3 separate regions of the Mus musculus genome follow, and all the other regions are linked to region 1. A link is a loop called in an ENCODE intact Hi-C map of the cell type or tissue named here. Cell type or tissue: heart. All regions are shown on one strand. Region 1 overlaps Fa2h (fatty acid 2-hydroxylase). Region 2 holds the start of Zfp1 (zinc finger protein 1). Region 3 overlaps Wdr59 (WD repeat domain 59).

What was found. A loop is a pair of places that touch in the nucleus more often than their neighbours do. Peaks named below come from ENCODE experiments on the same cell type or tissue, not always from the same donor. Only the 100,000 strongest peaks of a DNase experiment are listed, where the experiment ranks them.
Region 2: it touches region 1 in a loop (4-fold over the local background); 2 of 42 quality-filtered maps call a loop at or near these places.
Region 3: a loop joins it to region 1, with 3 times the contacts of the local background. A loop is called at or near these places in 2 of 42 quality-filtered maps.

The regions. Positions count from the first base shown.
Region 1 is chr8:111,341,434-111,345,433 of GRCm38, reverse strand. Fa2h (fatty acid 2-hydroxylase) reads left to right here. Exons shown (of 7, transcript NM_178086.3): 7 at 1-296. Among named protein-coding and RNA genes, the nearest start is that of Mlkl, 5.2 kb to the right of the region's middle. In heart, a CTCF peak has its summit at 2,000 (motif pointing left); a DNase peak (open chromatin) is centred at 1,993.
Region 2 is chr8:111,642,105-111,646,104 of GRCm38, reverse strand. Zfp1 (zinc finger protein 1) reads right to left here and starts at 2,662. Exons shown (of 4, transcript NM_001037665.2): 1 at 2,493-2,662. In heart, no CTCF peak of the experiment used is centred here; DNase peaks (open chromatin) are centred at 1,504, 2,194, 2,584 and 3,344; H3K4me3 peaks cover 2,220 bases; H3K27ac peaks cover 2,064 bases.
Region 3 is chr8:111,507,645-111,511,644 of GRCm38, reverse strand. The region is part of intron 1 of Wdr59 (WD repeat domain 59); the gene reads left to right. Among named protein-coding and RNA genes, the nearest start is that of Wdr59, 12 kb to the left of the region's middle. In heart, no CTCF peak of the experiment used is centred here; DNase peaks (open chromatin) are centred at 1,004 and 2,114; H3K4me3 peaks cover 461 bases; H3K27ac peaks cover 2,795 bases.

The DNA of each region.
Region 1 (4,000 bases):
CTGGTCAGATGGCCCTTTCTAATCCTATGTATTGAGCTTATGTAAAAGACAAAAAAAAATCATCTTGCCTTCCTTTTTGTTCCTTTCTTACCCACAAGCGATTACTACTTGAAACTTATCAAAAACCCAATGGGTGCAAAGACTAAAGAGAGGCAGTGTGACCAGTCTATGATTTGTACTGTTTACGGTGAAGCTATCTAGAGATTTTTGGGATAAATATACAAAACTGCACTTGTGAAATAAAGATGTAAATAAATTGTATATTTTGAAAAATAAAACATTGAGAAGAAACCAGCAAAGACCCATTGGTGTTTGTTGATGGTGACTGGACTCCATTATCACTAGGAAGGAGGGACACTGACTGGTCTAGAAGGAGGAAGATGTTATCACTCTGAGCAAGTTGTACCCAGTTTCTGGACAATGGGATAATAAAAAGCTGACAGGCTGGGTATGGTCATAGTATATGCCTTTAATCCCAGCAGAGGCAGAAGCAGGTGGATGTGTTGAGTTCAGTGCCTGCCTAGTCTACAAAGTTCCAGGACAGCAAGGGCTACACAGAGAAATCCCATCTCAAACAACAAACAATGAAAAACCAAAAAGTTCCCCCATCCCTCAATACCTACCCACTGCCCACAGTTCCTCAGTATAAACTCTAGCCCGGCAATCATCTATGCTGGGATTTTGGCTAACTTGATCTTGGATAGGTCTTACACAGGTGACCACAGCTACTGTGAGGTCATGATTTCAATAACATATAAAAAAAAGTAGTAAAAATAAAAATTAAAAAAACAATAAACATATAAAACATGTAAACATAAAAAAGACAGCATCTCCCAGCATTCCTCATTCTCTATGCCTCCTCTTCTGTGATGTTTCCTGAACACAGTGATGTGGAGTTAATATAGACACTCTGGGGCTAGAGAGATGGCTCTGTGGTTAAGAGCATTGATTGCTCTTCTTAAGGTCCTGAGTTCTAATCCCAGCAACCACATGGTGGCTCACAACCATCTGTAATGAGAACTGATGCCCTCTTCTGGGATGTCTGAAGACAGCTACAGTGTACTCACATACATACATACATACATACATACATACATACATACATGCATTTAAGAAAAATAATACATTTCTGTTTTAGTCCCAGGTGTAGGACATGGGGCTGCTTCAGACTTCAGACTGTCCACAGCAGCTGACTATGTTACCTCTTGCTGTAGCAGGGGCGCCATTTTGACAGTGGCAGACAGTTCTCAGCGATCGTGTGACTCTGGGAATTTGGGGGACTCTTCAGAGAGTATATAAACGCTAGGGCCCCAAGAGCTGGATGTCTTTTTTTTTTAAGGTAGTCTTGTGCAAAGAAGAAACAAGAACAAGAAGAAACTAGATATCCTGAAGAGCAAACTTGTCCCCCAAAAACTTGATACCCCTACGCAGCAGAAAGTACTCTAACAGTAAAGATGTCGGTTTTCCCAATCTATCCTTTTTTTCTCTCCTATCTAGTGTTAGGAGGTTGAAACAGTGGAAGAAATGGGTTGGAGAAGGGTGGAAGAAAAAAAGAACCCACCAATAGCAAAGGCAGGCTACAGGGGGTAGCCAAAGGCAATAAATAGCATTTAAACAATCTATCCAACCTCAGCAGAAATTCAAGAAAGCATGTTCAAAAGAACTCATTAAATTCTGATCAGAGCAAAGCAAATACACACATTGTCTCTTATTGATCTAGCAATTGTTCTTGCCTGAGCACCTAGCGCCAGCCAGGTGTTAGCACTCCCCAGACCACTGGGTCTTTGGGTGGCGGGAGGAACTACCCCTCAGTTCTGTTCTATTGCATTCTTTCTTTAGCTCTGAACTCTGATCTCTGCTTTGTACTTTGTATCCTTTTGCCTTGTGCACAGAACAATAAGCTACATGTAGCAAAGCCCAGTATAAGTAAGTCAGCCTTGTCTCCGTCAGATCTGCCTAGGAACAGTTGGGTTTTTGCCTTCTGGTCCCTGGACTCTGCTGCCCTCTGGTGACAGCATGCAGCCCCGCCTTGTTAGGGCAGTCTTCAGAGTTCCTGTTTAGAAACCATGCTTGTGTGATTAGTTTTAAAACTTCCCGTCTTGTTCTCTGGTCTAACTTCCCTGTCTTATCTACTGTTTGGGGAGGAAATGAATACTCTCGTGTGGATTTCCAAACAGCCGCAGTGGCTGGAATTTCCCTCACAGGTATTCTGCCCAATGAATGAGTTGAATCTATAATGCATATTTCAGAATAAGTGTAATCCTTGGGAAATGCTGGAGCTCCTATCTTCATCCCACACACACAGAAAGCTAACACAAAAGAGGGGATCCCAGCTTCTCCTAGGCTCTGTGGAATACAAAACCTCCAACAAGAACAACAGTGAAGATGACACAGGACACGATTGAGAGGTAAGAAACAGTGGTTGGGGGAGGGTTAACTTTGAGAAGCATCAGAGAAACACGCCAGGTTCATTTACTTGAAGACAAGACACCAGAGTCTTTATACACTAGTCAGTCCCTTCCCCCATTAGCTTAAGATTCTCTTTGAGGGCATCACCTGTCTTTATTTATAGCCACCCCTGCCATCCATCTGTCTTAGTCCATTTTGTGTAGCTATAACAAAATGCCTGAGAGTCGGTACTTTATTAAGAAAAGAGGTTTATGTCACTGACTGTTTTGGAGGCTGAAAGTCCAAGGTTGAATGGCCCCATCTGTTTGGTTTCTGGCTATGTCTCACACAAATACAAAATGAAATCTTTAAAATTAAAAAAAAATTTAATGAAATTAAAATTCTGTGCAACACACCAAGAAGAACTACCATAAGAAAGGTGTTTTCATTAAGAGTTTCTATTGCTCTGATGAAACACCATGGCTAAAGAAACTTGAGGAGGAAAGGGTTTGTTGAGCTTACACTTCCACACTGCTGTATACTTGCTGATGCAGACACCATGGAAGAATCCTGCTTACTGGCTTCATGGCGTGTTCAGCCGGCTTTCTTATAGAACCCAAGACCACCAGCCCACGATGGCACCACCCACTTTGGGCTAGGCCCTCCCCCACTGATCATAATTAAGACAATGGCTTACAGCTGGATCTAATGGAGGCATTTTCTCAATTGACGTTCCCTCCTTTCAGATAACTCTAGCTTGTATCAAGTTAACATAAAAGTAGAAAGCAGAGAAGGGCTGAAAGAATCACTGTGCAGAAGAGATACACAGAGAGAGACATCAGACACTGGGCTTTGAGATGTGTTGAGCCCTGCTTGCTCTTCCAATCCATGTTCTATTCCACTCAGCACCTGTGGAGGCGGATCAGTGTGCACGCCTGTGTTTATTTTGCCCTGTTCTCAAAACACAAGACAAGGGATGAGTCAACAGATGGGGGAGTAAAGCCAGCTGTTTGCCTCCAAAAGTTTTGCTGCTTTTGTGTATCAACTTGTCACAAGCTAGAGTCATCAGAGAGGAAGGAGCCTCAGTTGAGGAAATGCCCCCATGAGATCCAGCTGTAGGGCAGTTTCTCAATTAGTGATCAATGGGGGAGGGCCCAGCCCATGGTGGTGCCATCCCTCAGCTGGTGTCCTGAGTTCCATAAGAAAGCAGGCTGAGCAAGCCACATGAAGCAAGCCAGTAAGCAGTACTCCTCCATGGCCTGTGCATCAGTGCCTGCCTCCAGGTTCCTGCCCTGTTTGAGTTCCTGTCCTGACTTCCTTTGGTGATGAACAGCCAAGTGGAAGTGTAAGCTGAATAAATTCTTTCCTCCCAACTTGCTCTTTCGTCATGATGTTTTGCCACAGCAATAAACACCCTGACTACAACAGTTGCTCTTATAGAGGAGCCAGATTCAATACCTAGCACCCATATAGTCTTCACAACCATCTGTAACTCCAGTCCCAAGGGACCAGACACCCTCTTCTGGCTTCCAGGGGCCCTACATATACATGGTATACACATGTATATGCAAGCAAAACACCTGTGAAGTAATTTAAGTATTAGAATAAAATA
Region 2 (4,000 bases), 300 kb before region 1:
GAAGACAAAGGGACTAGCAGGGGCTAGCAGGGGCTAGCAGGGGAGGATTAGGCAGAGGCGACGGTATAATATGTATTACTGAGTCTGGCAGGGCTGCGTAAGGGGCGGCGTGACAGAGTTCCTGCCCAGGAGCATTACCTGGTTGTGGATACCATGTGCTGATGGTTGCGGTTGCCCTGAAGCTGATCTGCTGTCTTTATTTTACTTTCAATTTCTCTTTCTGGTGAATACGCCTCCCCCATTACTCAGAACTAATCACTTCTTAACAGATGAAACAGAAGCGGTTCACAGGAATGGGGGTGGTCATGGGGCTGCAGGGGACTAGGGACAAACAGGCCTTAAGGCCATGGAAAGATCTAGACAACATAACTACAAAGGCCAGAAAAACCTAGATGGTCCTTACTAAAAAGCACTCATTATGTGACTTATCTTTAAACTTGGAATTGTATGAGGAGATACGTGTACCCTGATCCAATGCCTGCTGCATTAGTTAGCCAGGGTGACCTTGGGGACATCAACGATAGAGAGTTAAAGTGGTCTCAAGAAAAAAAGGCATGGATAGGAAAAGAAGAAGTATTCTGGGGGCTGGAGAGATGGCTCAGTGGTTAAGAGCACTGACTGCTCTTCCGAAGGTCCTGAGTTCAAATCCCAGCAACCACATGGTGGCTCACAACCATCTGTAATGAAATCTGACTCCCTCATTAAGACAGCTACAGTGTACTTTCATATAATAAATAAATAAATCTTTTAAAAAAAAAGGAATCTGTAAAAAAACAAGCAAATGACAGGTGGGCTTATCTTATAGGAGGAAAACGTGTGTATGATGCAGAAACAGATAGTATTAGAAGGAGAGTGTAGTTTAACGGGAAAGTACAGCAGGCTAGTGAACTAACGTTTATGGAGAGATTGTCAATCTTGGACCTGAGGCTATGGAATTGTTAAGATATGGAAACAAAGATTAGAGAATTAAAAGATGATATGCATATAAAAAGTTAGTCCTTCATTCTCCTTGCTACTGGAGGGACTGGAGAGATCAATGCCTAGAGAGAGATCAGACAGAGCCACCTGCTTTACTTGCGAAAATGTTAAAACTTTGTAAAGATTTATTTAATATATGTAAGTACACTGTCACTGTCTTCAGACACACCAGAAGAAGGCATCAGATCCCACTACAGACGGTTGTGAGCCACCATGTGGTTGTTGGGATTTGAACTCAGGACCTTCAGAAGAGCAGTCAGTGCTTTTACCCCACTGAGCCATCTCTCCAGCCCAGTAAGAGATTTTTTTTTTTTTTTTTTTTTTTTTTTTTTTTTTTTTTTTTTTTTTTGGAGACAGTGTTTCTCTGTGTAGCCCTGGCTGTCCTGGAACTCACTTTGTAGAAATCCGCCTGCCTCTGCCTCCCAAGTGCTGGGATTAAAGGCGTGCGCCACCATGCCCGGCAAGAAATCATTTTAACCTCAGTAGTCTGTCACTTTTCTGTTCTTATAGCCACTTTAATGACTGTCTGCTGTGCCAGGAAACCGCAAAAGCTATGCCCAGCTGCCGTGAAGAACAGACTGTGTTCAAACAATAAGAAACCACAAGAACTGTGCCCTGCTGCCCGTGAAGAGAACACTGTGTTTAAGAGATAAGGAAATGTACTTTTGCTTAGCTTTCATTTCAAAGAAACGGGGGTTGGAGGTTCGGGATTACTGGAATTTATGTAACCATGGATTTTTTTTTTTAGAAAATGATTAACAGCGGTAAAAAGATTTAATGAATAAATCTTTAGTAAATAAAAGACTGGGTTCAGTTTCTGACAAGAGAACACATGAACTGACAGCTTGTATCCACTACTGACTCATATATTATTCAGTCAGCACCACTCCCACTCACCCCTTTCTCAGGACCATCCTCACCTCAAGCTGAGGCTGGACCTCGGCAACATACTTATATGAAAACTTTTACCCAAGCTAAACAGAAAAGTCAATATTAGAAAAAAAGAAAAGCCAATGTTAGGAAAAAAAAAAAGAAAAAGAAAAATCTGTTATACTGACGCTCAAACCGGAAGTAACGGGATAGACGTGATAATTCCGTGACAATATAACTGGAAACACCAGACACCAGGAACAAGGAGGTTCCAGGAGCCCGCAAAGCCACCGTGGGGGCGTGGCTAGCACCGTGAGCCCCGCCCCCACACCCTCGTGGAGGGTCAAGCGCGCGCCCGCCCGCCAGGCTTCCAGACTCGCCCCCGCGCGGCCTGAGCCCCGCGACGGCCAGCAGTGGCGCGTCTCCCCCCAAAGGGAGGCTGAGCCCGGGAGCTGCCCGTCCTCCTCCGACCCCACACACGCCGACCGCGAACAGCCCATAGGGACCGACTCTCAGAAGAGCTCGAGGCCCGACCCTACGCCCAGGGGTCGCCGCGGCCCGCAAGGCGTCGAAGTTGAGACTCCCACTCCGGCGCAGACGCGACCTTCCTCCCGGGCCCGCGCATCCCGGCCTTGCAGACATACCTGGAGGGGTCTAGCCTCCACTCGCGGTTCCGGGTCACGAGGCTCGCGGAGAAGGGGGCTCTTGTCACCCACTCGCGACTGCAGGTGGGGGAAGGGCGAGCGCTAGCGCTTTTGCGCAAGCGTGCACCTTGTGGAGCGAGCGGCCGTTCCCAGAGTCCTCGGAGCTGTGACGCTGAGGTGTAGGACTACAATTCCCATAATGCCTCTGAGCCGCGCTGCTAGGAACTCTGGGAAACGTACGCATTATTAGTTGGGTAGGGACCGTTTTTTCCAAGTTAACAGTCTGGTTTGTGTTACGGTCCCTTTCATCTTCCTGTGCTGTTAAAAACCCGGATTTGGAGTAACTGATTAAAACTTTCAACAACAAAATATGTGCGTTAAAGCAAATCTCAACCGCACTGGAAGCACACACCTTTCTGGGTGTGGTAGTGCACGCCTTTAATTCAAGCTAGTGAGAAGTAGAAGCAAGCAGAGATCCCTGGGAGTTGGAAGACTTAGAAAGTCTCAGTCCAGTCAAGGCTACAAAGTGAGATCCCCGTGTTACACCCACCCAGACACACACATTACCACTACCACCATTTTCCTTAACCTCTCGGCTCTACAGTTACTTTTGGAAGCACTGGCACAAATAACCCCATGTTTGTTGGTTTGAGACAGGGTCTTGTCAAGCCTAGGCTGGCTTCAAACTAATGATCTTCCTGTTTCAGCTCCCTGCTTACTGGGTTCTGGAGAGGGGAGGAAGCTAAGTAAACTCACTTCAGATACAAAAGCTTCAAAATGAAAGCTTCATTTTCTGTATGGGGCAGCCAGTTCTGGATCTGAACCTCGTCCCCCAAGGGAGACTGCACTGCAGGATGGGAACACAAAGGGGGGCGGGGAGGGGCTGTTGCAGTGACTAATCATATTTTGACACAAGGAGTTAAGGAAGTTTAACATTGGTGGTTGTGCCTTATCCTGGTTTCAATGTCCTGAGTCAGCTTTTGCAGTCAAGTCCCCTCCTGGACTCTGACCTGGCATTTAGAATGATAAGGGAACTGCACGTAGTCCGTTAAATCACGACAGGAAATAAATACACTTACTATTTGCATGCCTTAGTTAGATAATGGGATAATGGCAAAACCCCCTTTTTATATCCATTACTGGTTAACACACAGACATGAAACACCTGAAGAAGCAGGATAGGAGTTGATTCTGGGATCTGGGAACATGAACTCAGTTTTGGCCCTGCCAGCAAGATGGAACTTGTTTCTGAGATGGTTAGACTCATGAAATGTCTCCTAACAGGCGAACGGTACCATGCTCAGTATGATTTTATTTCTGTTTTGACCGTGATTATGAACACTGCATAGCTGCATGCATATGGTGCACATCCATACATATAATAGTCAAAACACTCATGCACATAAAATCGTAAAAATTTGTTGTTGATGATAATTTTAACTTTGCATAAAATATACACAAAACTATTTCTGAGGCATGGGGGGGTCAGGAAGGAAAGGAACGGGGAT
Region 3 (4,000 bases), 170 kb before region 1:
GATGTATATGTTGTTGTGTAGCATAAGCATTTAAGACCATTTTTAAGTTGCCTTTAATACCAAATAGTCACTAAATTAATATGTTAACAAATAGCATGTGGTAGGCATTATACTAGCAAATTGATTTTTACCCTCAAGAAAATTGCAATCTAATGGAGAAAATGTACTATAATTAAATACCATTATAATATCTCAAGTGCCAAGAAACAGAATGCTAGGTCCTGCAGATACACAGATGTAGCTAATTCATCCTGGGGTGTGAGAGGACGGTCCAGCAAAACCTTAGAAGTGTCTGTACTGAATCCCAAAGGGCGGGGTGGGGGGGGGGAAAGAAGAAGGAGATCTGTGTAATTGCTGTGCAAACTTCATGAACTGATTTTGGGTCCCTGTGACCCGCATAAAATGCTGGGCATGGTTGTAAACCCCAGTGATCCAAATACTGAGTAGGTAGAGATGGGACCATCTTTGGAGCTTGCTGGCTAGCCAGCCTACCCATATTGGTAAGTTCCAGGGTTCCATGAGAAAGTCTGTAAATCAGTCAGTCAGTCAAGCAAACAAGCAAGCAATGGAGGAAGGCACTCCATGTTGGCCTCTGTCCTTGACACACAGGGACATGCATGTGTAGTGTACTTACCACACACCACACACACACACAAAGATACAGACACACAAAAAGACAAAGAATTAGCCAGATAAAGGATAGAAGAGTCTTCCAGGCAGAACCAGCCATTGGTATAAAGGTCCTGAGGTGAGAGTGGGAGGAAGGTGGGGGGCGGGGTAAGGGAGAGAGGAGGAAGGAGAAAGAGACAGACGTGAGTTTGGAGGGCTGGCAGGAATTCATCTTAAAGAATTGATAATGGCTGGCATATGGGGGCAGCGTTGGGAGGGGAGAGCTCTGAGATGGGCTGCGGGAATGGACAGGAAGCTCCAAGGTAGTCTGTAAGGCTACACTCCACTGAGGATGCACTCAGTCCTGCTGACTCTGCAGAGCCATGGCCAGATTTAGCACAGCAGTCTCTGAGATGACAGGGAGCACAGCTGGTGGCAGGCTCCTGGCCTTCCCGGGAAGAAGTGATAACAAGGCAGAGGATGGGAGTGGTTGAGTAGGGGAGACAGGAAGGTCTGTGCAGACTTAGCTGCAGTCTAGTAAAGCTGTATTCCTGGAAGCAGGGCCTTTTAGGTCAGAACGATCATTGATTCTGATCCTGTCTTAATTTCTTTGCTAGGTCACTTTGGTTTTGTTTGTTTGTTTCTGTGTTTTTAACTGAATATAGCCCATGTTGGCTTTGAATATGTGGTCGTCCTGTTGCAGCCAGCTAAGTGTTAGGATTACATGTATGCATCACAGTGTGTGTGTGTGCATGCGTGTGCGAAGGTCAGAGAACAGATTAGAAATTGGTTTAAGGCAGTGCCTCTTGTTTCGCCACCATAGGAATGCTGGAAGTACAGAAGTGTGCTACCATATCTGGCTTTTCACCTGGGTTCTTGGTACCGACTAAGACTGTCAGGATTGTATGGCGAGTGCTTTTGCTTTTCCTTGCTGAGTCATCTCTCTGGCCTTGTTTAAAGATACCTTTCTTTCTTTTTTTCTTTTTCTTCTTCTTTTATTTTTCTGAGACAGGGTTTCTCTGTGCAGCCCTGGCTGTCCTGGAACTCACTCTGTAGACCAGGCTGGCCTCGAACTCAGAAATTCGCCTGCCTCTGCCTCCCGAGTGCTGGGATTAAAGGCGTGCGCCACCACTGCCTGATTTAAGGATGCCTTTCTTCTATGGTTCTTACTTAGTCGTGTGTGTGTGTGTGTGTGTGTGTGTGTGTGTGTGTGTGTGTGTGTGTGTAGGTGTGTGTAGGTGAGTAGCGCTGCAGTGCACAGTAGGAGGCCAGGGAGCTTTGTGGATGGAGGCGGTTCTCCCTTCCACTGAGGATTAGGTGGTCAGGCTGGCATGGCAAACACAGCTACCTGCTCAGCCACTCAGCCACCTCACTCGTCCCCAGTACAAGTTTTAATAGGGGGTACAATCGCTGGTCTATCCATAATTCAAGTTTGAATCGCTGGTCTATCTGTAATCTACCAGCCCCTTCCTTCAGGCAGATAGGAAGTTCTACCCACGTCACTGCAAGTGTTCCCTCCTCCCTTGCCTTGGCGTCTGATAAAACCCCACACCCCGTTCTTTATAACGGCTCAGCACCTTTTGTTCATTGTCATTTTTTTCACTTAGCACATCCGTTCATTTATCTCATGTATGGAGCCCTGTCAGCAGTAAGGCCCTGGACCGTCGCCCCTGTCCCCTCAGCTCGTCCTTTTCTCTGGTCAGATGGCTTCTTGTTTTGGTGAGAGAACCTCCTTTCCACTTCTTCATGGGGTCAACCTAGCATAATCTCCCTATGTTTCCCTACAAATATACTGGTAGCTTTTTTTTTTTAATTAGTGGTTTCTTTTAAAAAGTAACTTTCTGGGCTGGACAGATGGTTCAGTGGATATAGGTGATTGCCACCAAGCTTGGTGACATGAGTTTAAGCCCTGGAACCCATGTGGTAGGAGAAACCCAACCTCTGCAGGTTACCCTCTGACCCACACACACACACACACACACACACACACACACACGTATCATCCACCCCCCCAAACAATAAATAAATGTAAAAGGAGATCCCTTAATATGGTGATTTATAATATATTTGCAGTCTTGATGCATTTTTGTGTTTTTAAAAATGCTACTAGAAGCATTCCATTGTGTAGATATGCATGCTAGAGTTGTAAGTAAACAGCTCTGTCCAGAAAGCATTTGCTACCTTCTGGGGTAGATACCAGAGGCAGAGCTCCTGAGACAAAAGGCACGGCACTTTTGGACTGTTGCCAGATTGTCTTTTCTTAGTGCTCTGTTACTGTATGCCTCACACTACAAATTTAGCAACTTACAACAATAACCATCTCTTAGCTCAGATTTCTGTGGGTCAGACGTCCAGGCACTGCATGGCTGGTTTCTTTGTTCAGTGCCTCATTGTCAAAATCAAGGCATCTCTGAGCCATGTTTCCACTTGGAGGCTTCACCTCAGAGGAATCCATTTCCAAGCTTGTTCAAGTGGATTTCAATATCCAGTCTCTAGGGGCTAGGACAGAAATTCCTGTCTTCTTTTTTTTTTTGGTTTTTCGAGACAGGGTTTCTCTGTGTAGCCCTGGCTGTCCTGGAACTCACATTGTAGACCAAGCTGGCCTCGAACTCAGAAATCCGCCTGCCTCTGCCTCCCAAGTGCTGGGATTAAAGGCGTGCGCCACCACGCCAGGCAATTCCTGCCTTCTTACTGACTGTCGATGAGGCCTTGCTTCCAGCTCCCAGAGGTCACCATCAGGTCCTTCCCTGGGACCCCTTTGTCTGTCTTTCATAGGTGGCATGGGAATCCCATCTCCTCTTTAGGTTAACTGGCCGGTGTGATTAACTCTCTCAGTTGCTGCCTTCCAAATAGAAGGTCTATACTCACTAAACAACACTCCCCCAACCTTGTCAGCCTCTGCTTTGTCTCTGTGAGCTCTCCTGCTGCATGTGTGTCAACCTTTTGTGTTGGCTGTTGTTGCTGTAATAAAATACTGTAACTAAAGAGAGGGTTTATTTGGGCTTGTGGTTCTAGAGGGAGAGTTCGTAATGTCAGGGGAAGCTGAGAGATCACATGCCAGCCACACACAGGAAGCACAGGGAGAGCTAGAAGTGGGGTAAAGCGGTAATGCCTGCTTCCCATGACTCCTCCAGCACCTCCTGAAGGATCCATAGCCTTCCCAAACAACCCCTCCCACGGGGAACAAGGGTTTGAATACACACGCTGATGGGACAGTTTTGAGCCTCCACACAAGCCTTAAGTGGAACCATCTTGTACTAGTGTCTCGTTGGGTGTGTTTCTCTTGGTGCAATCCTAAGAATCATTCCTATCAGAATCTATCAGAATTCCTGTTTTTAAAAGCTGAATAATAATCTACTGTGATGGTGACTACTTTTCTTTAATCTTCCAT